Regions from separate parts of the Homo sapiens genome. Here regions 2 and 3 are each linked to region 1. A link is a loop called in an ENCODE intact Hi-C map of the cell type or tissue named here. Cell type or tissue: PC-3. All regions are shown on one strand. Region 1 overlaps FARS2 (phenylalanyl-tRNA synthetase 2, mitochondrial). Region 2 holds the start of LOC107986516 (a long non-coding RNA gene). Region 3 overlaps FARS2 (phenylalanyl-tRNA synthetase 2, mitochondrial).

Region 1 (8,000 bases):
GCTAACAACATTTGCCCATGAGGTTTTAGATGCTGAAATAAGATACAATAGGTCTGAAATGTTAATAAAATATTCTTCAGTGATCTCCTTTCTTAGTCAACGTTGCTATATCCTCTTCCTGTGTCAACTCCTCAGAATGTGGGCTTTCCATACTGACAGTACCCCCACCATGCTACATGTTATAGGTGAACAATCTAATTTTTTCCAGTAGCTTCCACTCTCTTCTGTGGATAAATGTTAGTTTGATGATGATAATGATAGTCATAAGTTTTATTATCATCATTACTGTTCTTATTCTTCTTCTCTGGACCTCTGTGTTTCCTATCAGTAAAATAAATGTGGTCAGACCAAAAGATGATTTCTAAGATGACTTATGCCTTACCATTTTATGGTTCTATGATTCTAGATATACATTTTGATGATTATAGATGCTCATTACCTTAAGAAAGTTATCAGAAGGGAATGATGAACTATGTTTCAAAACATTTATTTTCTTAATAACATGGCTAACTTCAGAATGTCATTAAATAGAATATATATTGGTGCAACGTTTATTATTCATTTTCCTGACTGAGAGGCTGAGGCCAGTAGTAAAAACTTATAGCCACCAAATATCAGAGTTGGAAGGGACCTGAGAGAGCATCTTGTCTGTCCCTGCTTTCAGAAAGTGGTGATATTCTCAACCCAAGAGTTATGGTGACATGTTATATACATCAAGATAAACTCTTTTAAGAGCTTCAGTGTCATGGAAACTCTTTGTGTCAGCAACATCAAAGCCCATGATTTTCTAAGTGGCATTTCTCATTCTACGATGCACTGCAAAATAATATTGCCAAACCGTGAAAGATTACACATCTGTAGTACCAGGGTTAGCTCAAGATTTCAGAGCATGCCAATTAGATATTTTTTCCCTTGGCTGGTAAAAGTAAAAAAAAAAAAAAGAAAGAAAAAAAGTTAGCCATATAATGAAAGAAAAGGAGAATTTGTGTGACGGTGATGTTGTATCTTATTACAATAATTGAATTCCCTTTAATATTTTCATCAAGTGCTTCATATTTAGGGAAAGAATTATTTAAGGATAATCCATAATATTATAGAAAGAATACTTATGTTTTAAAATATAATTCGACCAGAAATCTTTGAATCTGTTTCAAAGAGGGCCATTTCATTCATAAAAGGTAATGACACTATTCTAATGCCAGTGTTTGATTGTTCATTTTTTTCCTGTGTCTGCAGAATGGATTACAGATTCCTTGCATAATCAGCAATCCATTTTGTTTTCTAACAATTAGCCGGTTATTCATACTTTCACAAGAATGCGATGCTAGCATGCTGTGGTCTGTTTCTGATCTTACACAGGAAAATGACAGTGAGATAAGAGTAGAAAGATGATTTCATTTGTCTTTACAGGGTAATGTATGGGAGATGTTCCTGGATAGTCATATCCTTTTGGAATGATGAAGTTTAAGGATTTCCGTATCTGGAATTTGTATCCATATAACACAGATGTGTATATGACTTGGCATACCATAACTCCCTTTTCCAGCTGTTATGTGACGGGTAAATTTTGAAAATGTATCTTCCTGCCAATCTCAGTTTACCGGATTCTGGTCATTTCAAGCCTGATGAGATTTGGGTTCTTGAAAAGGGCTCGAGACTGACATGAATCCCTTACACAGATGTCTTCACAGAAACCAGTGTTTAGCCATTGCCACTTCCAGCGACTGTTTCTTGGGACCACTTGGTGGCAGGCCCACAGTCAGCCTCCCAGCTCGCACTTCCTGCTGTTTTCCCTCATGCAGCTATCATCACTCACCACTTGCTTGGTCCACCGAGGTTCCTGTCCTGTGCGTTGCTGCACTGCCTTGACCCCACTCGGTTCTCACTACCTCACAGCAGAACCGGCCTGTCTCCCATTGTGCGGAGCCCCGCCCCACACTTCATATCCCTGCTGTGTGTCCTTCAGCGGGTGACAGTAGCTAATCCCTCCGCTGGATACCTTCTTGATTTTCTCTCTAAACAGCTGCAGAGAGCTGAGAAAACTCCTTCTCCCACTGCAGCATGTCATGATCCAGTACTTAGCTGTTAGTTGCCACCCCAGCAAGTCTCAGACCCTCTGCCAGGCTCTGGAATTTAGTTGTGTAGAATGTTCTGTACACTGCCCTCGGCATCTCTTAAAGGAACTGGGTTTCTGTCAGTCAGGATGACTCGCTTCAAGTGTCAATGGATAATGTCTCATGAAAAAATTAAAGGCGATGGAAAAATATGCGGTCATTGCTTCTAAAAAGATAAGGTTTGGATTTGGAGTAGGAAATATATAAGAATGAACAGAGCTTTTACAACTTTTCTTTTTCCTTTAAGGGAGCTAGATTTCTAATCAGTGTTTTTCAATATAGTTTAATGGCTTACTTTGTGGGTTTAGGATTTTGAGGTTCTGCATCTGAATTCTAGTTTTGTCATTTGTCATTTGTGTGCCCTTACACAAGATACTTACCTCTCTGAGTCTCATTCTTCTCATCTCAAAAATAGGAATAATACTGGTACTGACCTTGAAGAGTTGTAAAAATTAAAAAGTGATGGATGCAGAGCACTTAGAATAGTTTCTGACACAATAAAACTTCAATGAGTAGTAGACTTCATTATTATCTATTTTATTATTAATATTATTGTTCACAACACCATTCCAAAAGGAGTTAATTTTTGATAAAGAAGCAGAATTTCTTTAATACAGTTGGCCCTCCATACCTGCAGGTTCTGCATCCGCAGACTCAACCAAGTGTGGATCAAAAATATTCAGGAAAAAAAATGCAAGTAAAAAACAATACAGTATAGCAACTATTTACATAGCATTTACATGGTATTATGTTTTATAAGTAGACGTAGAGATGATTTAAAGTGTACAAGAGAATGCGCATAGATTATATGCAAATACTATGCCATTTTATATGAGGGACTTGAGCATCTTCAGGTTTTGGTATTTGCAGGGTGTCCTGGAACCAGTCCCCTGCAGATATTGAGGGATGACTATACACTACCCAATTTCAGCTCTACACCAAACTCGTATTTCCAGATGTATACATGTTAAGTATCATCATTACATAATGGAAAAAAGAATAAGAGTAATATTCAGATCATTTTATTTTCTCCTCTGTAATTTTTTATTAGAATAACTAGTAACTATATGTAAGGCTCAAAGTGGATTTGTTCCGTATAGTTTGTGTAGTTCTGTATAGCGCATGGGACTGGGTTTGTTGCTACTAAACTGAAAAACAAAGTTGGAATCTAAGTCCTGTGTTTATTAAAAATTCCAAGAAAAACAAGGCTTTCTTTTTCATCTAACTTTTCTAGAAAATAGACAAATCAATGAGATCCTATAAGTATCATTGTCCTGGAAGAAGGTGAGTGGAAAGTAAAGAGACTCAATTTTTTTATCTTTTTAATATGTGTTCATGATACAAAATTGAGCACTCTGAATTTTCGCAGACCTTTCTCCCTTTGCTGTATTAACCTCAAGTACCTTTGAATAGTCTTGGTACAGGTATATTCTATTTATAACAGCCAGTCTATTATCTGGTTCTCTTCCTCTTCCTGTGTTCCTTTCTTCCTGCTCTTACTGATCAGAAAAGGCTTTCTAAGCTAGAGTGTGAGAGTTACATGTTAACAATAAGTGAACCCCACTGAGGGGTTTCAGCCACTGAGAGACTGACCCAGAAGCAGCAGTAGAGGGCGCTCGGCCCCTCATTTCATAATAGTGGAGCCTGCACCAAACGTCTTTCATTTGAGGAGCTAAAAATGAATTGCACGTATTAATTAAGTCTTGCCGAGGCCTTGTTAGTGATCCGGTGCTAAGCGCCTAAAATAAGTAGATCTTATTTTAATCTTGGGGAAACTGGGTATAAGAGGGAATTTCCTGAGACTCCATAGCAAGAGTCAGAATTTCAGCAAAAACCCAGGAATCCTTCTCTTACCTTTTCTTGCTCTGGCTAATATCCCAACTAGCCCTTCATTTACGAAGAACCAAAGGGAAACTCCAGGACTTTTAATTTCCTCTTGAATAATTCCTTTAATGAAGGACATATGAGATTTTTGCTTGAAGTAAATGTTACCAGCAACACTGTACCACCTATTTTAAAATTAATCCCTTTTGTTAGATAGCTATTCTAGTGGCTCTTTGCTTTTAACCAACAAAGGCCCTTAAGAAAAGGAAAATGAAAAATAAATAGCAGTCCTGGAATCCTATTGCCTAGTGTAGGCAGATCATATTCTGTATGATCTTGTTGGCTCATATTATGTGGTGATTAGAGCTGGGCTTCAATCAGCTGGATGATTCCCCAAGGCAGGGTCTTGTCCCACCAGTGCACATGGTGCGCCCCGTCTGACACCAGGGCGACTTGAGAATTGAGCCCAGGGAAGCTGCAGTGTGGTGCAGCAGATGCGTACTGGTGGTTGCCATGGAGATCGCTAATACTGCTGAAACCCAAAGAAAGGGCATTTGCCACAGCTCAGGAGCCTGCCTGAAAATGAATGAGAAACAAGTGGAATTCAGAATAGTCCCCCAGCTCCTTATCCCACATGGAGTTTTAATTTCCTTTTCTCCTCCTCTTCCTCTTCCTTTTTCAAAGAATAGATTGAAAACAAGGCTGTGTTATAAAGCATGCTCAGCCCCCTCCGACCTCATTGCTGCCTGACATATCCCTGGAATAGATGTATATTAATGACGACGCATGACTAATAGGATTGGGGCTGGGGGCTGGTGTAGTGGTGCTTCTGGAGCCTGTGGGCCGCATGTCACTGGGGTTTAGCAGGCACGCTGGGATTTGTCTGCAGCATATGCGCTGCTGTTAATGATTGAAAAATTACCACAACAATTAGTCATGGATCGCTGAAGGCAGGGCCCCCAAATGTGATGGACAATGTGATTAAATCCATGTATGTGACAATTAACTCTCCTGCAGGTTTATCCACCAAGGAGGGTGCCCTAGGGGTGAGAGCAAAGGGGAATGAGAAGGAGGAAAAATGGGAAAACAAAAAGGAGCAGGAGAGAATAATGCTGCAGAATGGATCAGATACAGCTGGCACTATTGGTTTTAATCTGATCCTGAATTAATCACGGTTTGATTAATCCTGGTTTTATTGCACCTTTCTGTTGCCCATTTATTTATATCTTCCTTAATTTTATAGAAGCATGACTGATTAAATTCTGCCCATTCTGTGTTTTTTAAATTTTAAAATCAGGTCTCTCCATTTAATGTGATGTCCTAGGTGGTCCAAGGTGCAATTATCTCGTAAGAGCTTAGCAGGCACCAGACATAGCATGTCATGAATCCCCTTATGTATCACAGCTGAGTAACCCAGAATAAATATTTGTTTGCTCAATATTCTGCCTAAGTAAAAAGAAGCCTTGTGATGTCAGTCTGCTTGTTTATTTGGGTGGAAGAAATAAGAATACACACCCCCGCAACTTTGTTAAATACAGAGAGCACACATTCAGTATATGTCACACACAAAATTTTGTGCATAAAGAAAAAGTGTGTTAATATTTGGATGAAGTATCTGCAAATATATATTCATGGCCTAAAAGGGTAATGTTTGCAGTCCATAGATATGTTCATACGTGGAATTATTTTTAACCAGTTTGTATTGTTCTTGTTTTGTTCTCGTTTAGATGTTACTTTTGGTGTTATCTATATTTGCATACCAAACACTACATTTAAATAATGCCAAGGAGGTTGTGACACGAATCAGCACAAGCAAAACCTCATGCTTTGTAACTCACGCATGTTGGATACACTGTGTGCATTAAGAATACCCTGCTCCTGGCCAGGCGCGGTGGCTCATGCCTGTAATCCCAGCACTTTGGGAGGCCGAGGTGGGTGGATCACGAGGTCAGGAGATTGAGACCATCCTGGCTAACACAGCGAAACCCCGTCTCTACTAAAAATACAAAAAAATTAGCCGGGAATGGTGGCGTGTGCCTGTAGTCCCCGCTACTTGGGAGGCTGAGGCAGGAGAATGGTGTGAACCCGGGAGATGGAGCTTGCAGTGAGCTGAGATTGTGCCACTGCACTCCAGCCTGGGCGACAGAGCGAGACTCTGTCTCAAAAAACAAAAAAAAAAACAAAAAAAAAAAACAAAAGAATACCCTGCTCCTGATTCAGGAGAGGGCATCTAAAGCTTTAGAAAACATTGAATTATATTTACATACATTGTTTTTCTTCTTACAGCATTCCTGAGGGTTATTCCATTGTTCTTGTTTAGGGTGAATTTGGTAGAAGACTCAGTTTTTTATTTGCAGGCTAAATTGGATTATCTTTGTTACTTGCATTTTTACCTGATCTACCCAGGCATATAAGGATAGATTTGTTTGTGATGTAGGCAGCGGTGTCTTTCAATATAGTAGAAAAAGAAAATAATCAGCATAAGCAAAGATCTCAGTGCACAGGCCACACAGAATGGACGCCGCCCTGCTGGATACCTTTACACCCTTGCATCCCTAGCTGCTGATATCACTGTGTTTTTAGAACACCACTCCAGAAACCCAGTCTATCCATGAATGATTTAGGAACCTCAGGATCCCTCCTGTTACCAAATTTGTGCTCTCCATGTAGCCTCCCAATAACCAGCCCTTCAGTTCTGTGAAGGCAGGAAAACACATCATTCATGAATGTCCTTCATACCCATCAAACTAAAGGACTGCATACTTCTCGAGCCATCATCACATTTCCGTTATCTCCAATGGCACATGCCGCTGTCTACATGTATTAATTTCTGCTGGGGCTTCAGTAACCAGGGCCAGCCAGCACGGTTTGTTCATTTGTTTGTTCATTAATGCATTATTTCATTTATTTATTATTGACATATGTTGGGCAGTGTACCGGGTACTTGAAGTGGAGATGAAGGTGGGACACAGGGAGACTCACAGTCCCAAATTTTATGCTGAAGGTGTGTTGTAGAGATAAGATATACAGTCATGCATCACTTAACAACAGGGATGCATTCTGAGAAACATGTTGTTAGGCAATTTTGTCGTTGTGTGAACATCATAGAGTGTATTTACACAAACCTAGATTGTGTAGCCTACTACACACCTAGGCTGTATGGTATGGTCTGTTGCTCCTAGGCTACAAACATGTACAGCACTTTACTGAATACCGTAGGCAATTGTAATGTGACGGTACATTTTTGTATATCTGAGCATATCTAAACATAGAAAAGGTACAATAAAAATACAGTACTGTTTTTTTTTTTTTTTTTGAGACAGTCTCACTCTGTCGCCCCGGCTGGAGTGCAGTGGCATGATCTCTGTTCACTGCAACCTCTTCCTCCTGGATTAAAGCAGTTCTCTACCTCAGCCTCCTGGGTAGCTGGGATTACAGGCACCCGCCACCACGCCCAGCTAATTTTTGTATTTTTAGTAGAGATGGGATTTCACCATGCTGGCCAGGCTGGTCTTGAACTCCTGACCTCGTGATCCACCCACCTCGGCCTCCCAAAGTACTGGGATTACAGGCATGAGCCACCACGCCGGTGCCCAGCCCAGTACTGTCATCTTACAGGACCACTGTCATATATAAGTAGTCTGCCATTTACCAAAACATTGTTACTTGGTGAACGACAGTGTACAGGAAGAACCATATACAAGGTGGAAATTGACAAGTACCACAAGAGGAAAACTAAATGAAAGGATATGATTGTTTGCAGATAGGAGAAATGACTTCTCCGTGGGTACTGGGGAAGGTTTTGTGGCATCTGACTTAGTCTTTGAAGAGGTTCCCAATTCACTCATAGCCAATGGTTGAAAGACTAGATTTCTTGGACAGTTCTCAAAAAGAGTTGGATATGCAGGCTTGAAGAGAAGTATATTTTAGGCACGTGCAAGAATGTGGGCGTAGTACTACTTTGGACATAACAAAGAAACAACTTGATTTGAATGTATGATGTAGAAAGAGCCTTTTGGAGCCAGATTACGGAGGACCTTAAATGCTCAGCCAAGGAGTTTA
Region 2 (8,000 bases), 420 kb after region 1:
GGTAGAATTCAGCTGTGAATCCATCTGGTCCTGGACTCTTTTTGGTTGGTAAGCTATTGATTATTGCCACAATTTCAGATCCTGTTATTGGTCTATTCAGAGATTCAACTTCTTCCTGGTTTAGTCTTGGGAGAGTGTATGTGTCGAGGAATTTATCCATTTCTTCTAGATTTTCTAGTTTATTTGTGTAGAGGTGTTTGTAGTATTCTCTGATGGTAGTTTGTATTTCTGTGGGATCGGTGGTGATATCCCCTTTATCATTTTTTATTGCGTGTATTAGATTTTTCTCTCTTTTTTTCTTTATTAGTCTTGCTAGCAGTCTATCAATTTTGTTGATCCTTTCAAAAAACCAGCTCCTGGATTCATTAATTTTTTGAAGGGTTTTTTGTGTCTGTATTTCCTTCAGTTCTGCTCTGATTTTAGTTATTTCTTGCCTTCTGCTAGCTTTTGAATGTGTTTGCTCTTGCTTTTCTAGTTCTTTTAATTGTGATGTTAGGGTGTCAATTTTGGATCTTTCCTGCTTTCTCTTGTGGGCATTTAGTGCTATAAATTTCCCTCTACACACTGCTTTGAATGTGTTCCAGAGATTCTGGTATGTTGTGTCTTTGTTCTCGTTGGTTTCAAAGAACATCTTTATTTCTGCCTTCATTTCGTTATGTCCCCAGTAGTCATTCAGGAGCAGGTTGTTCAGTTTCCATGTAGTTGAGCGGTTTTGAGTGAGATTCTTAATCCTGAGTTCTAGTTTGATTGCACTGTGGTCTGAGAGTTTGTTATAATTTCTGTTCTTTTACATTTGCTGAGGAGAGCTTTACTTCCAAGTATGTGGTCAATTTTGGAATAGGTGTGGTGTGGTGCTGAAAAAAATGTATATTCTGTTGATTTGGGGTGGAGAGTTCTGTAGATGTCTATTAGGTCCGCTTGGTGCAGAGCTGAGTTCAATTCCTGGGTATCCTTGTTGACTTTCTGTCTCGTTGATCTGTCTAATGTTGACAGTGGGGTGTTAAAGTCTCCCATTATTAATGTGTGGGAATCTAAGTCTCTTTGTAGGTCTCTAAGAACTTGCTTTATGAATCTTGGTGCTCCTGTATTGGGTGCATATATATTTAGGATAGTTAGCTCTTCTTGTTGAATTGATCCCTTTACCATTATGTAATGGCCTTCTTTGTCTCTTTTGATCTTTGTTGGTTTAAAGTCTGTTTTATTAGAGACTAGGATTGCAACCCCTGCCTTTTTTTGTTTTCCATTTGCTTGGTAGATCTTCCTCCATCCTTTTATTTTGAGCCTATGTGTGTCTCTGCAGGTGAGATGGGTTTCCTGAATACAGCACACTGATGGGTCTTGACTCTTTATCCAATTTGCCAGTCTGTGTCTTTTAATTGGAGCATTTAGTCCATTTACATTTAAAGTTAATATTGTTATGTGTGAATTTAATCCTGTCATTATGATGTTAGCTCGTTATTTTGCTCGTTAGTTGCTGCAGTTTCTTCCTAGTCTCGATGGTCTTTACATTTTGGCATGATTTTGTAGCAGCTGGTACTGGTTGTTCCTTTCCATGTTTAGCGCTTCCTTCAGGAGCTCTTTTAGGGCAGGCCTGGTGGTGACAAACTCTCTCAGCATTTGCTTGTCTGTAAAGTATTTTATTTCTCCTTTGCTTATGAAGCTTAGTTTGGCTGGATATGAAATTCTGGGTTGAAAATTCTTTTCTTTAAGAATGTTGAATATTGGCCCCCACTCTCTTCTGGCTTGTAAATTCTTTTCTTTAAGAATGTTGAATATTGGCCCCCACTCTCTTCTGGCTTGTAGGGTTTCTGCCAAGAGATCTGCTGTTAGTCTGATGGGCTTCCCTTTGAGGGTAACCCAACCTTTCTCTCTGGCTGCCCTTAACATTTTTTCCTTCATTTCAGCTTTGGTGAATCTGACAATTATGTGTCTTGGAGTTGCTCATCTCGAGGAGTATCTTTGTGGTGTTCTCTGTATTTCCTGAATCTGAACGTTGGCCTGCCTTGCTAGATTGGGGAAGTTCTCCTGGATAATATCCTGCAGAGTGTTTTCCAACTTGGTTCCATTCTCCCTGTCACTTTCAGGTACACCAATCAGACGTAGATTTGGTCTTTTCACATAATCCCATATTTCTTGGAGGCTTTGCTCATTTCTTTTTATTCTTTTTTCTCTAAACTTCCCTTCTCGCTTCATTTCATTCATTTCATCTTCCATCGCTGATACCCTTTCTTCCAGTTGATCGCATTGGCTCCTGAGGCTTCTGCATTCTTCACGTAGTTCTCGAGCCTTGGTTTTCAGCTCCATCAGCTCCTTTAAGCACTTCTCTGTATTGGTTATTCTAGTTATACATTCTTCTAAATTTTTTTCAAAGTTTTCAACTTCTTTGCCTTTGGTTTGAATGTCCTCCCGTAGCTCAGAGTAATTTGATCATCTGAAGCCTTCTTCTCTCAGCTCGTCAAAGTCATTCTCCATCCAGCTTTGTTCCGTTGCTGGTGAGGAACTGCATTCCTTTGGAGGAGGAGAGGCGGTCTGCTTTTTAGAGTTTCCAGTTTTTCTGTTCTGTTTTTTCCCCATCTTTGTGGTTTTATCTACTTTTGGTCTTTGATGATGGTGATGTACAGATGGGTTTTTGGTGTGGATGTCCTTTCTGTTTGTCAGTTTTCCTTCTAACAGACAGGACACTCAGCTGCAGGTCTGTTGGAGTACCCTGCCGTGTGAGGTGTCTGTGTGCCCCTGCTGGGGGGTGCCTCCCAGTTAGGCTGCTCGGGGGTCAGGGGTCAGGGACCCACTTGAGGAGGCAGTCTGCCCGTTCTCAGATCTCCAGCTGCGTGCTGGGAGAACCAGTGCTCTCTTCAAAGCTGTCAGACAGGGACATTTAAGTCTGCACAGGTTACTGCTGTCTTTTTGTTTGTCTGTGCCCTGCCCCCAGAGGTGGAGCCTACAGAGGCAGGCAGGCCTCCTTGAGCTGTGGTGGGCTCCGCCCAGTTCGAGCTTCCCGGCTGCTTTGTTTACCTAAGTAAGCCTGGGCAATGGCGGGCGCCCCTCCCCCAGCCTCGCTGCCGCCTTGCAGTTTGATCTCAGACTGCTGTGCTAGCAATCAGCGAGACTCCGTGGGCGTAGGACCCTCCGAGCCAGGTGCCGGATATAATCTCGTGGTGCGCTGTTTTTTTTTGTTTTGTTTTTTTTTTTGTTTGTTTTTTTTTGAGACGGAGTCTCGCTCTGTCGCCCAGGCCGGACTGCGGACTGCAGTGGCGCAATCTCGGCTCACTGCAAGCTCCGCTTCCCGGGTTCACGCCATTCTCCTGCCTCAGCCTCCCGAGTAGCTGGGACTACAGGCGGTGCGCCGTTTTTTAAGCCCGTCGGAAAAGCGCAGTATTCGGGTGGGAGTGACCCGATTTTCCAGGTGCCGTCCGTCACCCCTTTCTTTGACTCGGAAAGGGAACTCCCTGACCCCTTGCGCTTCCCGAGTGAGGCAGTGCCTCGCCCTGCTTCGGCTCGCACACGGTGCGCGCACCCACTGACCTGCGCCCGCTCTCTGGCACTCCCTAGTGAGATGAACCCGGTACCTCAGATGGAAATGCAGAAATCACCGTCTTCTGCGTCGCTCACGCTGGGAGCTGTAGACCGGAGCTGTTCCTATTCGGCCATCTTGGCTCCTCCAGGCCAATTTACTTTCAAAAATACCTGCATCCAGGAACTCTCATGCTAGCAGGATGAGGTAATGACTATTTCCCATACTCGTGTCAACTTTGAGCAATGCTAGGAATTTCCATATGTCCAAACAACTGTTTATCAGGAAATGCAACAAGGTACTTTTGACACTGAGCGTGAAAGGAACTCATTGAACCAAAATCTTCCAAAAAGACTGGAACATAAGAGAGCGGATGAAGAGCATAATAGAAGAGAAGTGCCAGGGAGGAGGATTATCTTAGGCAGAGCACACTGAGGATGGAGAGTTACCAGCCCTCCCGAGCTGTCGTTGGCACTGAACCAATGAGAGCCATTCATGTGCCTGTCTGTGCCTTGTGTTTTTCTTCTTCAACATATACTTTAGAACATCCATTCTGTGCAAAGCTCTGTGCCCACAGCTGTTGAGATGCCAGATGCATGCTGTTCCCTGCCCTGAAGACCCCAGCAGTCAGGCCAGGGAGAGAAGACATTCTTAGACAACCCAACAGTCGTCCCTGGGGAAAGGTGAGTGGTGCCCGATGAGGGATTGAATAAGAGAAGACATCACCATGGGCTACAGTGGTCAGGAAAGGCTTTGGAATAGAACAGCAAATCTTTATGGAGCGTTTACTGGGTACCACGCAGTGTTTTAAGCACTTTCTGAATCACTGAATATTCACAGTAACCCATATTAGGTAGGCACTAATAGTACCTACAATTTACCAATGAGAAAATTGAGGCACAAGAGTTGAAATACCTTGCACCAGGTTGCGGAGGTGGTGGTAAATGGGGGAGTCAAGCAGATGGGTTCTGGATTCCTTATTAACCGTGATTCTATGCAGCCTTCACATTTAAGTTACTATCAACGTGTAACAAATCACTATGACCATAGTTGCATAAAGCAACTGTTTTATTATGCTCCCAAATTCTGTGGGTCAGGAATTTGGATAGAACACATCAGGGACAGCTTGGCTCTGCTCCACGTCTGGGGCCTTGACTGGGTGCATGAACACCGGGGGTTGACTCAATATGACCGGAATCACCTGGAGGCATCCATGTGTCCAGTAGATGATACTGGCTGTCAGCTGGGACCTCAGCTGTGGCTGCAGCTGGAACACCCATACGTGGCCTCTCCAGGTGGCCTGGGCTTCTACACAGCATGGTGGCCTCAGAGCAGTCAGACTTCATACACTATGGCTTAAGGCTCTAAAGGCAAGTGTCCCAGCAAACAAAGAGGAAGCAGCATTGCCTTTCCTGAGCTAACCCTGGAAGTCCCACAGTCTCAAGCCCACTCAGATTTAACAGGAGGGGATACAGACCCCTCCCTCCACCCAAACTCTCGATGGGAGGAATGTCAAAGAATTTGCAGCCATTTTTTTGGTAATAGACTTTACTTTTAAGAGCAGTTTTAGGTTTACAGCAAAATTGGTTAGAAGGTACAGAACTTTCCCATATATCATATTGCCTGCCTTCCACGGCAGTCTTTTTTTTTTCCTTTTTTTTTTTTTTTTTTTTTGGAGTCTCGCTCTGTTGCCAGGCTGGAGGGCAGTGGTGCGATCTTGGCTCACTGCAACCTCCGCCTCCTGGGTCCAAGCAATTCTCCTGTCTCAGCCTCCCGGGTAGCTGGGACTACAGGCACACGCCACCATGGCTGGCTAATTTTTTTGTATTTTTAGTAAAGATGAGGTTTTACCATGTTTGTCAGGATGGTCTTGATCTCTTGACCTCGTGATCTGCCTGCCTCAGCCTCCCAAAGTGCTGAGATTACAGGCGTGAGCCACCGTGGTCTGGCGTGGTACTTTTTTGTAGGAAGGGCTCTCTTCCTTGTATTTCCATATGGCAAGGTCACTTTGCTTGTCGTCAGATGGAGTATTATAAAATAAAGCCAAACTCGTCTATTTGTGCTTACACTGGCCTTTCAGATTAAACAAATCCTTAATATTGGCAAAGGGCCTGACAAGCCTTTAGTATTAATTAATTCTTGGAAGTCTCTGGGGAGAAGGTAAGTATTCTTGGGAACTGACAAAATGAATTGTTTCATTAAGCAGGTAAACCATTCCTCTAAGCCCTGTGCCAACTTCTGACCTGTGAGTTCTCTTTGTATCAGGCTGGCCAGGGGCCCTCAGGCCATGCCAAGCTTGTAGGCAGAGCTGGACGAGGGCACGATGGGTCACGTGCGTGTGTCTCTTTTCTTTACTGTTCACTGCCAGGCTCTCTCCAGGCTTTTCAAATTCCAGGCTTTCCCTACTTTGTAAGTGAATTTGACCAGCATTTTCCTCCCAAAGTCACAGTTGAGTGTTCAAAATGAGGATCCACTGGTGTCTGTTGCTGATGTGGCATAAAGGCTGCTTGAGTGGAAGGAACATCTGTCCTTGATAGGCTTCTACTATTTTCCAGTAACTTATTTTAAAAATTTACATCATTACTTTACACATGGGAAGGCTGTGTTTGCTTTCTTCTCTCTGCTCTTTCTCACCCCATACCCAATAGGCCCAATATCCCTCAATCTAGAAATAGTCTGGAGGTGTGGGTGCCCAATCACAAGTCATCCAGATTTTCACTGCCCATCGAATGTGCAAAGAATTGGGATTCTTGCCTGATATCCTTGTCATGTGTTGTGTACTTATCCTTATTGTCATTCTTCGGACTGGTTATGGAGTTTATGGCTAAGGGGAGTATAGACCCTCACCCTCCTAACCCACTTGCTTGCAGCAGCTTTTTCTGCAGGTGTGTCTGTCTTGGTCACTGGGCTGGATGCCTGCCTATTAAGCAGGGGCCTCCTCTTAGCTACTTTCTTCTCCTGATCAAGGCTTTGCTCATGACTGATGCCCAGCATTGGATCAGGGCTTTGCTCATGACTGATGCCCAGCATTGGATCAGGGCTTTGCTCATGACTGATTCTCAACATCGTAGACATGACTTAATTTGCCAATGTTCAGTTCTCTTCTAACTTTGGATTACAGTTCTGCATGCCCTTGAATTCAGGACAGGTGGGGTGATGGGTTCTAGACGATGACATGAGGATAGACGTGATGTGTGTGCCTTCTGGGATAAGGCGTTTATTTGCCAGAACTTGCCTTATTGGCCCTTCCCTTTCCTGCCATGGGGAACACTGAAGCCTCACATAGAGATGGCTCTGTCATAAGATGTTGTGGTAATTTTGTGGAGAAGACCTCCCTCCCCACCACCAACCCATGATGGGCATGTTGCATGAGGGAGAAATAGCCTCTCAGTGTGTTCAGCCTCCGAGATTTTGGTGGTGTTTGTTGCTATAGCCTATCCTAGCTTATGGGTTGGCAAACTATGGCCCATGGGTCAAATCTGGTCATTCACTTGTTTTTGCAAATGAAGTTTTATTGGGACACAGCCATACCCATTCACTTATATATTGTCTACACCTGCTTTCACACAGCAATGACAGCAATGAACAGTTGTGACAGATGCTGCATGGTCTAGAAAGTAGAAAATTGTACTATTTGGCCCTACAGAGAGAAGGTTTGCTGATGCCCACCTATCCTGACTGATACACTCGATAAAAGTCTCTTGAATTATTAAATTGACAATGAAAAGGTAGAAGCCCAAAGCTGATGCTAAAATAATGTGAGATAACTTTGCACGATAATCAACGCAGCTTAATTGGCAAGCATTGATTAAGCGCCAGTTATGTGTCAGACTTGGGGGAAATGATTTTTCCTTGGGGTCCTAGGGGTTTGGGGATGGCAGGAGGTGTTGCTGTCCTTCTTAAGTTTGGGAAGTAAAGACTTGAGGTGCGAAGGAGGATGTGACAAGAGGATTCAAACCCCAAGGATTCTGCATGAACTGAGGGATTTATCACCACTGTCTCCATCGAAGTCCATTCATTCACCAAACATGCTGTGAGCTGTTGTCATTTACTATGTATGGTGTTAGCTGAATAGATGGCACAAAGGATTATTAGGCAATTACAATATAGTGTGATGGGTGTTAGGATTGGAGTGTGCAAGACACTGGGGAAGGATATACCCTTGATAGAGCCAAAATGGCAACTGGTGTAATTCCCTGAGACTGAAGCCAGGTGAAGGCTGAGAATTGCTTGTTGGCCAACTGTAGTACTTAGGGATTTTCTTCCCTAGGGAGAAAGCCCTGGAACAATCTCTTTACACCCTAGATTTGCACAGCAGTTCTCAGATCCTTGCTTTAGGCAGAGCCCCACTGCTAAGTCTTGTAACACAAAAGAGCTTTGCCTATGCACAGCTTTCTCTGGTTCTTTTTATCCTATCCTCCCCTGACAGGCAGCCTGGAAAGAAGCATCCTATTGATCATGACAGCACAATTGGAACTTGTGGATTTTT
Region 3 (8,000 bases), 210 kb after region 1:
CATCCTTTGTAGACTTGGGAGGAAAGGTGGATGGGAGGGAGATAGGAAATCTGAGCTGGTGCCTTGAGGAGACGCTTTGGCCTCCTGGAAGAGGGTACTTGTTGGCTGGGATTAGCCCCTCAGGCCATGGCTTCTTTCAGAGGCACTAAGTTTACATCAGAGAGGACATACTTTTATAGTCTGCATTGTCAGTGCTGCGCCCTCAACCACTGCTGCAGATAGCCTCTTACTTTATAAGTAAATAATCTCTCAGGGAAGAGATTCACCTCATTTCACACATAGCCATCCTTTGTAATACGAGGGCTGCTTGCACTCTTCTTGGCCTCTGGAGCTTCAAACATGTCTCATTCCCACATCCTTCAGAAGGGCCAAAGAGGGACCTACCTGGCTGAGTGGTATGGAAGCTAGGAGGGAAACACCCTGGTACGTGCTCTTTAAAGTCTGTGAGTTACAGAGAGAATATGATAAATAATTCATTTTCTATTTTAAGCCCCTCTTTCTCCAAAGTTTTGGAATGAGCTCTGTAAATTTCCCAAGAACTTCTCTGAAAGTTCTACCAGCTGACCGAATGCGGAAATACCTGCTGTGTGCTTCCTGGAGATTTTCCCCACTGTCTGTTTTATGACCTGGTGAATTAGGCTGCAGTCTTGTCTTGATCCAGAAGTGGTGCCCCTTGGATCAGAAGGAATGTCTGAAACACATTGATTTGTGGCTGGAATAGTAAGCTAAGCTCTAGGAACATCCTGCCAGAGGCTTGTCCTTAGGAAATAGTCTCACAAATTTTTTTGCTGGTGAAGAGATGACATGCTGCAATTGACCTGTTGAAGGCCAGAAAACCGAGGTGACAAAGCAAACCTCTCAGTTTCTAATGCTTCCTTCAGGCTATGCTTTCTAGGGGTGATACCCTCTATATCCTGAGAGACCTTAGCTGCACAAGACATTAAAACTTGGTCCTCAAAATGAGTGATACCAGCCTCTGGAACATAATTGCGACCAAAATGTGTCCTGGGGTCACCAGCCTCCTTCTACCCTTCCCTCTAAAATCCAAATAAAAACATTAAGCCCTACTGCACTGGCCTGCCCTGTTGAGTGCTTTTGCAGATTGCCTGGGGTTATTTATGTCCTCCTGCCTCCTCCAGCTCTAAATTCTGGCTTCAAGACCCTCCTCCATCACCCCTCTGTCAACACTCCCTGGGTTGTTAACATGTCCACAATACTGATCGCCTTACCTCCCTCTTTTCCCAGGGTCTCCTAAACAGTACAATGCCTTTCAAAAGAAATAATGGAGAGGAAACTATTAAAATTGAATTTCCACATTGCAGTTTTGACAGTTTATCAGTGATTCATCACCATAATCTCTTACTCTCCATCCTTGCCCTGTGAATAGATTCATACCTGGAAGCAGCCGTCTCTTTAGAAAAGCTTCTATCCTTTCCTGGTTTTTCCTGAGTGCCTGGTCCTCCCAAAACTCCTATCTTTTTTGTCCTGACTCAGAGGAACCCTCACTTCCCCCACCCCCACCCCCCAACGCACACATTTCCTTCATAACAACACCCTAGAGTGAGATCCTTTTACTTTCCGTTTTACTTCCCGGTTCCTGAGGGCATTACTTTTCATAAGAAAATTCATCAAAGTGTTTTCCTAAAGAGTTGTTCTCCCTCTAAAGTTGAATTTCATCCTCCAACCCAATATGGAAACAGCTATTGCCAGGTATATGTCCACAGCAATCTTTCCTTCTTGCTACATAATCACAGTTATTTTAATGATTATTTGATTTTCTACAGAATGTAGCGTAGCTCTGATGCTGTTAGGGTCTTGATGAAGGCATTAGAAACAATGCTTATGCTCAGAGCACTTGTGTGTGCTTGGACGTTGTGTGAATGTGAGCAAAGTTGTACTTCAGTGAAGGTGCCCAACCAACACTGAGACACATAACCAGGAAAACAAGGCTGCAGCTGATGGTCAGAGTAGCCACGGGTTAGGCATGAGTAGCCATGGGTTACGCATAAGCATCCACACCACCAGCTTGGGCAGCTGTCACCTGCCATTGTTTATCCACAGGGCCAGCTAGAAAAGGATTTCTGGTAGGCATCTCTATCAACAACACAGGTGAACATAGGGAAAACGCTAAATGAGAATTATGATCAACTAGAAATAAAAGGAAAATCAGTCCTCCCTGTATTTCCCATACAGCTGCCCCATCGGTCCTGCCATCAGCACCACATGAGGCGTATATGGAAGATGGTTTATTGTTACCTTTTTATTAGGCTGCTTCTAGAAAATTCAGCAAGTACCCACAGTCCTACCACCTAATCCATAACCCCTGGTCAACATTTTGGTATATTTCCTTCTAATTTTGTTTTCATGCACCTCTTGTTTGTTCTGCAAAAAGTACAGACGTTGTCTTTTTTTTTTTTTTGCTTCTACAAAGTACTGTTACAGTAGCTCCAACAACCAGTGAAAACAAAATTTGTTCTAATAGAAAAATGAGCAGCAGCTCAATAAAAACAGTTCACTAAACAGTTGATCTACACTTACAGCCAGAAAACAAAATGTAAAAGTTTTACCTCACCAGTAATCAAAGAAATGTAATTTAAAATAATGATTCCATTTTTCATCTACAGTTAAAAATATAAAAACAATAATATCTGCTTCCGATGAGGAAGTAGTGACATAATCGCCCTCATAGAAGGCCGTGTTGAGTGTAAATCTCCAAGTTTGTGTTTTGTCAACACGAATCAGCCTGGAAGTGCCCATACCCTTGATCTGGTAATTCTGCTTCTTAACAATCTGTGCTAAGAGATTTATCTGAGAAAGGTTCAAAGATGTCTGCATTCTTCTTTATTAGACTGAAAATTTGGAAGCAACCTGAATGTTACCTATTGAGAAACAAATACATTATAGTTTATTCATCTGGACAAGGAACTATTTTGCAGGTATTTAAAACATCTTAAAGAATAGCTGTGCACCTTTGAAAAAAAAAGTTCACAATATAACAATGGGCTTAAAGGGTAAAGAGAAGAATATGTGACCTAGTTCACATTTTATAAATATTCATGTTATGTCCATGAGGGAGAGCGGGACAGCAGATCCAGTTTTCACAATGGTTATCCATGGCTCACAGGACTACAGGTGATTTTTACTTTCTTTATGCCTTCCCGTAGTTCCCAAATTATTTTCAATGAGTATTTCATTTGTGTACAGGGGGAAAAAGTTACTTAAAAAACGGAAAAAGAAGAAAATCACTCCTTTGCAGCAGCTTATGAAGCATTTTAACAACGAAAGGTGGGGAAATCCCCAAGATAGACAAGCCCTTTCTTCCCCTCTGACTTTGGCTGATCCATCTGCTGACAAACTGCTGACTGTATTCTCAAGAGATCGAAGAAATAAAACAGGCTCTAGCAAGGCCTTTGTTGAAGTCTTCTCAGCTTCCTTAGAGCTGTTGCTTCTCCCCCTCCCTTCCTTCTCTGGATCCCTCCCTCTTTTGGTGCTTTTCCTGAGGCTGGTGGCTACATTTGTTTGGTGCTTGAAGTCATTCTTTCATCAATAATTTGTAAAGTGATTTAGAGCTTTCTAACAGCAACCTACAGTTTGCTCTAATAAACTAACGTGGTAAAGAGTCGGAATTCAGGCTGCTGGGTGACAGACCAGCATGCCATTTTACTCTGCCCTGGTCAGCATGTGGTTTTGGTTCTGCTAAAAGGACACTTCCGACTCTACCTCCATTTGTTTAGCATTTCTACTCTCAGTGAACTTTTAGTAACTGAATGCCCAAAGGAGGAGACTACAAAAAGCAAATTATAGTACATCACCTTGATGGAATATTACCTAGCTGTTAAAAATGACAATAACTAGGTTGCAGCATCAAAAAGTATTACCAAAGAAAAACAGGAAACAAATTAATATCTATATATAGTTACAACAATGTAAAAATATACATTTGTATTGGAAGGAAATAGAGGAAGCAGGGAAAAAGAAAATTTAATGGCAGATGAGAAATTTTTTAAATTCGGCAATAAATATTGAAATTTCATCATATACCAGACACTATGCAAGACCCTTGTATTTTTTTAAGGTAGTTTAATAATAAGTTGTAAAGAAGTATAAAGTAGGGGTGGTGGAATTCATTTGCAAAGATGTTATTATGGGCAGCCTGGCTCTATCCGAAGGGAACACTGAATGTGTCATTCTTTTCCACACTGAATTTATGTAAAACGTCCTGTGCTGGACTCCAGTTGGTCTGTTCAGTCCTTAGTGAGCAGATGGGGCTTTTCCCCCTTGCCTTGCATGTCATTCTTTTATCCATGCACTCAATAGGTACGGAGCCCTGCTGTCAGCCAGGTCCTGTTCAGCTGCAGCTGATACATAGGGACCAGGATGACAAGGCTCTGCCCTCATGGAGCTTCCAGGCATTGCGAAAGACAGACACTAAACTAAATAAGTGAATAAGTTCATCTGCAGTGTGATTTCAAGTAGTGACACCCGCAGTGAAGAAAAGTAAAGGAGTGTGTGGGGCAGAGAGTGAAGTGAAAAGCAGTAACTCATTTTAAGGAGAGTCAGGGAAGACTCCTGAGAAAGCAGGGAAGTAAGGGACCATGGAAAGGCTGGGGACATAGCGGGAACAGCACGTGCAAAGGCACTGAGGCAGAACCGAGTTTGACATGGCTGTGGGAAGAAACGTGTTCAGAGAGGGAAGCAGGGGCTGGGACATGTAGGGCTGTGTGGGCCTCAGCCTGGGGTCTAAGTGAGATGGAGGGTTTTAAGGGGTGGGACAGATTTACTCATTTAGCATGTGATCTGACTTATTGAGAGAATGGACTGTCAGAGAAGAGGGTAGCAGAGGGCTGTTAGAGGCTTTCAGCCGTCTGGGTGGCCTGGACTGGGAGGGCGGGCACAGGAATGGAGAGAGTCAGGGTCACTCTGAAGGCAGAATGCACAGGGCATGCTCTGTAGGGTGTGAGGAAAAGCCAGGAGACAAGGACACATCCTGGGTTTGGGACTAAGTGAGCAGGTGAATAGTGATGTCATTTTCTGGGAGGAAGAAGGAATAGGTTTTATTATTCCTGGGTGAACATTTGCCTAGCTTTGATTCCAGTGTGCTAAGTTAGTCTGGGAGCTGCTCCTCACTCCCAGAATTCCCTGGCTGTCTCTTCAGGGCAGGAAAAGGATTTCTAGGGATACAGGAGAGACCACCAGCCTAGGAGCTGGGAAACGTGAGTCTGGTCCACCTCTGCTACAAAAGAGCAGTGTTTTTTTGTTTTTGTTTTTTTCTTTTTTTTTTTCTTTTACTTTAAGTTCCGGGATTCATGTGCAGAACTGCAAGTTATTTACATAGGTATACATGTGCCATGGTGGTTTGCTGCACCCGTCAACCCGTCATCTAGGTTTTAAGCCCCGGAGGCATTAGATATTTGTCCTAATGCTCTCCCTCCCCTTGCCCTCTACCTCTCGACAGGCCCCGGTATGTGATGTTCCCCTTCCTGTGTCCATGTGTTCTCATTCTTCAATTCCCACTTATGAGTGAGAACATGTGGTATTTGGTTTTCTGTTCTTGTGTTAGTTTGCTGAGAATGATGGTTTCCAGCTTCATCTGTGTTGCTGCAGAAGACATGAACTCATTCTTTTTTATGGCTGCATAGTATTCCATGGTGTATATGTGCCACATTTTCTTTTTCCAGTCTATCACTGATGGGCATTTGGGTTGGTTCCAAGCCTTTGCTCAAAATAGCAGTTTTATAGAGAGATTATAACTTTCCCCCTCAGAACGCGGTTTCTTGTATACCTGCCCGGCTTGCCTTTCAGAGCTTTGTCAACCGCTTAAAGCCTAATTCAGGTGAATAACGGTGTCATCATTGTTACCTGCATTCCTGTGCATGAGCAGTCACAGCCTGGGTCCTCAGAGGACCATCCCCGATGTGCCAGCTGTGTTCATAATAAACCCCACTGACACGTCCCCGGCCCCTCACCTGGTTCTGCCGCACGCCCATCACCTGCCCAGCCCTGCGCACTAGTATGCAAAACTACAGCTGAGAAAGAGTCCCTTCAAGAGTGAGACCAAGGGATGATGTCCTTATGAATCCCTGAGTATCCAGAAAATTAAACTGGCATGTCATTCTCTGAGGATTTCTGCCAACTAAGGTGATTCGCTTGTTTTCATGATCACTGCCCTCCTATGTTAGCAAATGCTGCGCTTTATTTCCAAGAGCTATTTCCATCACCCTTACCCTAGAGTAAGCCAGCTGTATAAACAAAAAGCTGCAACAAGGAGCTAGCTTCACCCTCCAAGCACTGCTTAGTGCTTCCAGTCAGGAAGCTTCTTTCTCTCTCTTAAATACCATCTCAAAAATCCCAGTACCTGTCACCTAAAGGAGACATCTTACACATTGAGTGGAGAGGTGGAATGGATGTTGAAAGGACAATTTAGGGAGCTAATCTCAGCCATCAGATGTTTTTCTTGCTAACAGGAGCCGAATTCTATTATGTTTGTGAAAGGACTCTATTAAGACAGGTTTCTGTCACTCCCAGCACTCTATTTAAGCTTCTGAAGTCATTCAGATTGCCCATTCACCAGCCAGGGAAGAATTTGTGTGCCTTCCCCCTTAGCAATCAAGGAAAAAAGATTAAGTGGAGCCGGAGAGCAATTTTCTTTATAATTTCTCTTCTTGAAGTAAAGAAACTCAGAACCCTTGACCCTAAACACCGTGGAACCCATGGAGGCTCATGATATCAGTGTGTGGGGTTGTCACTTGGAGGCAGGAGGCTCTTCACAGCCAGCCCAAGAAGCAGCAGAGGCAGCCGCAAGCAGAATGGAAGCAAAAGGGGAGGGTTCCTATCATTTGGGGCCAGAACCAATCAATAGTTTCCTCACATCTGCCATTTCAAGGAAGAATTTTTTTCCCTTGTACGTATAGTTGCTTTTTCATAAAGGATTCATTATTTTTGAGCCAGGTACAGGAACTAAGATCCCCCCTTGGTTTCCTCTGGGTCTCTTCACACTAAAGTATTGAAAAGATTTAGGTGGGGAGATCCAATGGCTGGCTTCAGAACTGCCCTGTCCAGTCCTTCCAACCCATCCTAAATCGTGGCCACGGAGGTGAGCAGTTAGGCCTCTTTGCAACACCCTGCAAGTCACTATTGCACCAGGGTGGCTTTAGTCCTGAGGTGACTGGCCCACTGTGTGACTGCAGTGAATGAGGGGTGTCCTCAGGACCTGGCCTACTCTGCTGCACAGTGTAGGCAGAACTTGGATTGGGGAGCAATTTAAGCCAGAGTGACTCTGGGCTGGAGAAGGCATTTTAAATTCTACCTGGAGTAGATAAAGCGTACGAGGTTTTTGCTTTAGGCCTAGGGGGCTGGACGCTGGGGTAAGGGGAACATGCTATACCCTCTCTTGGACCAGCTACCATAGGCCTCACCCAGGACCAGAGCTGAGGCCGCACTCAAGGGCTTCCTAGAAGAGGCCCATATTGGGCCCCTTCCTATTCAAGTCTAGTTGCTTGACAATATTTCCTCCAATTTTAAGGTGAGAAAACTCTCCTTGTATTAGCAAAAATGAAGACTGTAATTTTTAAATGATGTTATTTAGATTGAATAACTTTAGAATACTCTTCCCACAAGACCACTCGGAGGATATTCAGATCACTTCTGCTGCCTCAGGATTCCCACGTGAAGGGTGAAAATGATGCCGGAGCTGAATTTACAGCTCCCAGAAGCACGCCCAAGAAAGACTGGTGGATGATGAGATTTCATCTGTTTCCCCTGCATTTCTTAGCACAGTGCCTGGGCCATAGTGAGTGCTCAATAGATGTCTGCAGAAGTCATGCAGGTTTGATATTGTGGATGATAACAGTCTTTCTTTCTATGAACTTTTTTTAATTATTATTATACTTTAAGTTTTAGGGTACATGTGCACAACATGCAGGTTTGTTACATATGTATACATGTGCCATGTTGGTGTGCTGCACCCATTAACTCGTCATTTAACATTAGGTATATCTCCT

What was found. A loop is a pair of places that touch in the nucleus more often than their neighbours do. Peaks named below come from ENCODE experiments on the same cell type or tissue, not always from the same donor. Only the 100,000 strongest peaks of a DNase experiment are listed, where the experiment ranks them.
Region 2: a loop joins it to region 1, with 6 times the contacts of the local background. A loop is called at or near these places in 9 of 110 quality-filtered maps.
Region 3: a loop joins it to region 1, with 3 times the contacts of the local background. A loop is called at or near these places in 9 of 110 quality-filtered maps.

Annotation. Positions count from the first base shown.
Region 1 is chr6:5,467,427-5,475,426 of GRCh38, forward strand. The region is part of intron 4 of FARS2 (phenylalanyl-tRNA synthetase 2, mitochondrial); the gene reads left to right. Among named protein-coding and RNA genes, the nearest start is that of FARS2-AS1, 13 kb to the left of the region's middle. In PC-3, CTCF peaks have their summits at 3,730 (motif pointing right) and 6,487; DNase peaks (open chromatin) are centred at 3,725 and 5,355; H3K27ac peaks cover 2,194 bases.
Region 2 is chr6:5,888,754-5,896,753 of GRCh38, forward strand. It overlaps LOC107986516 (a long non-coding RNA gene), which reads left to right and starts at 2,815. Exons shown (of 2, transcript XR_007059427.1): 1 at 2,815-4,194. RefSeq lists an enhancer at 2,753-3,382. In PC-3, no CTCF peak of the experiment used is centred here; no DNase peak of the experiment used is centred here; H3K4me3 peaks cover 1,449 bases; H3K27ac peaks cover 981 bases.
Region 3 is chr6:5,678,335-5,686,334 of GRCh38, forward strand. The region is part of intron 6 of FARS2 (phenylalanyl-tRNA synthetase 2, mitochondrial); the gene reads left to right. All of the region lies in intron 2 of LOC101927950 (a long non-coding RNA gene), which reads right to left. Among named protein-coding and RNA genes, the nearest start is that of FARS2-AS1, 220 kb to the left of the region's middle. In PC-3, no CTCF peak of the experiment used is centred here; no DNase peak of the experiment used is centred here; H3K27ac peaks cover 948 bases.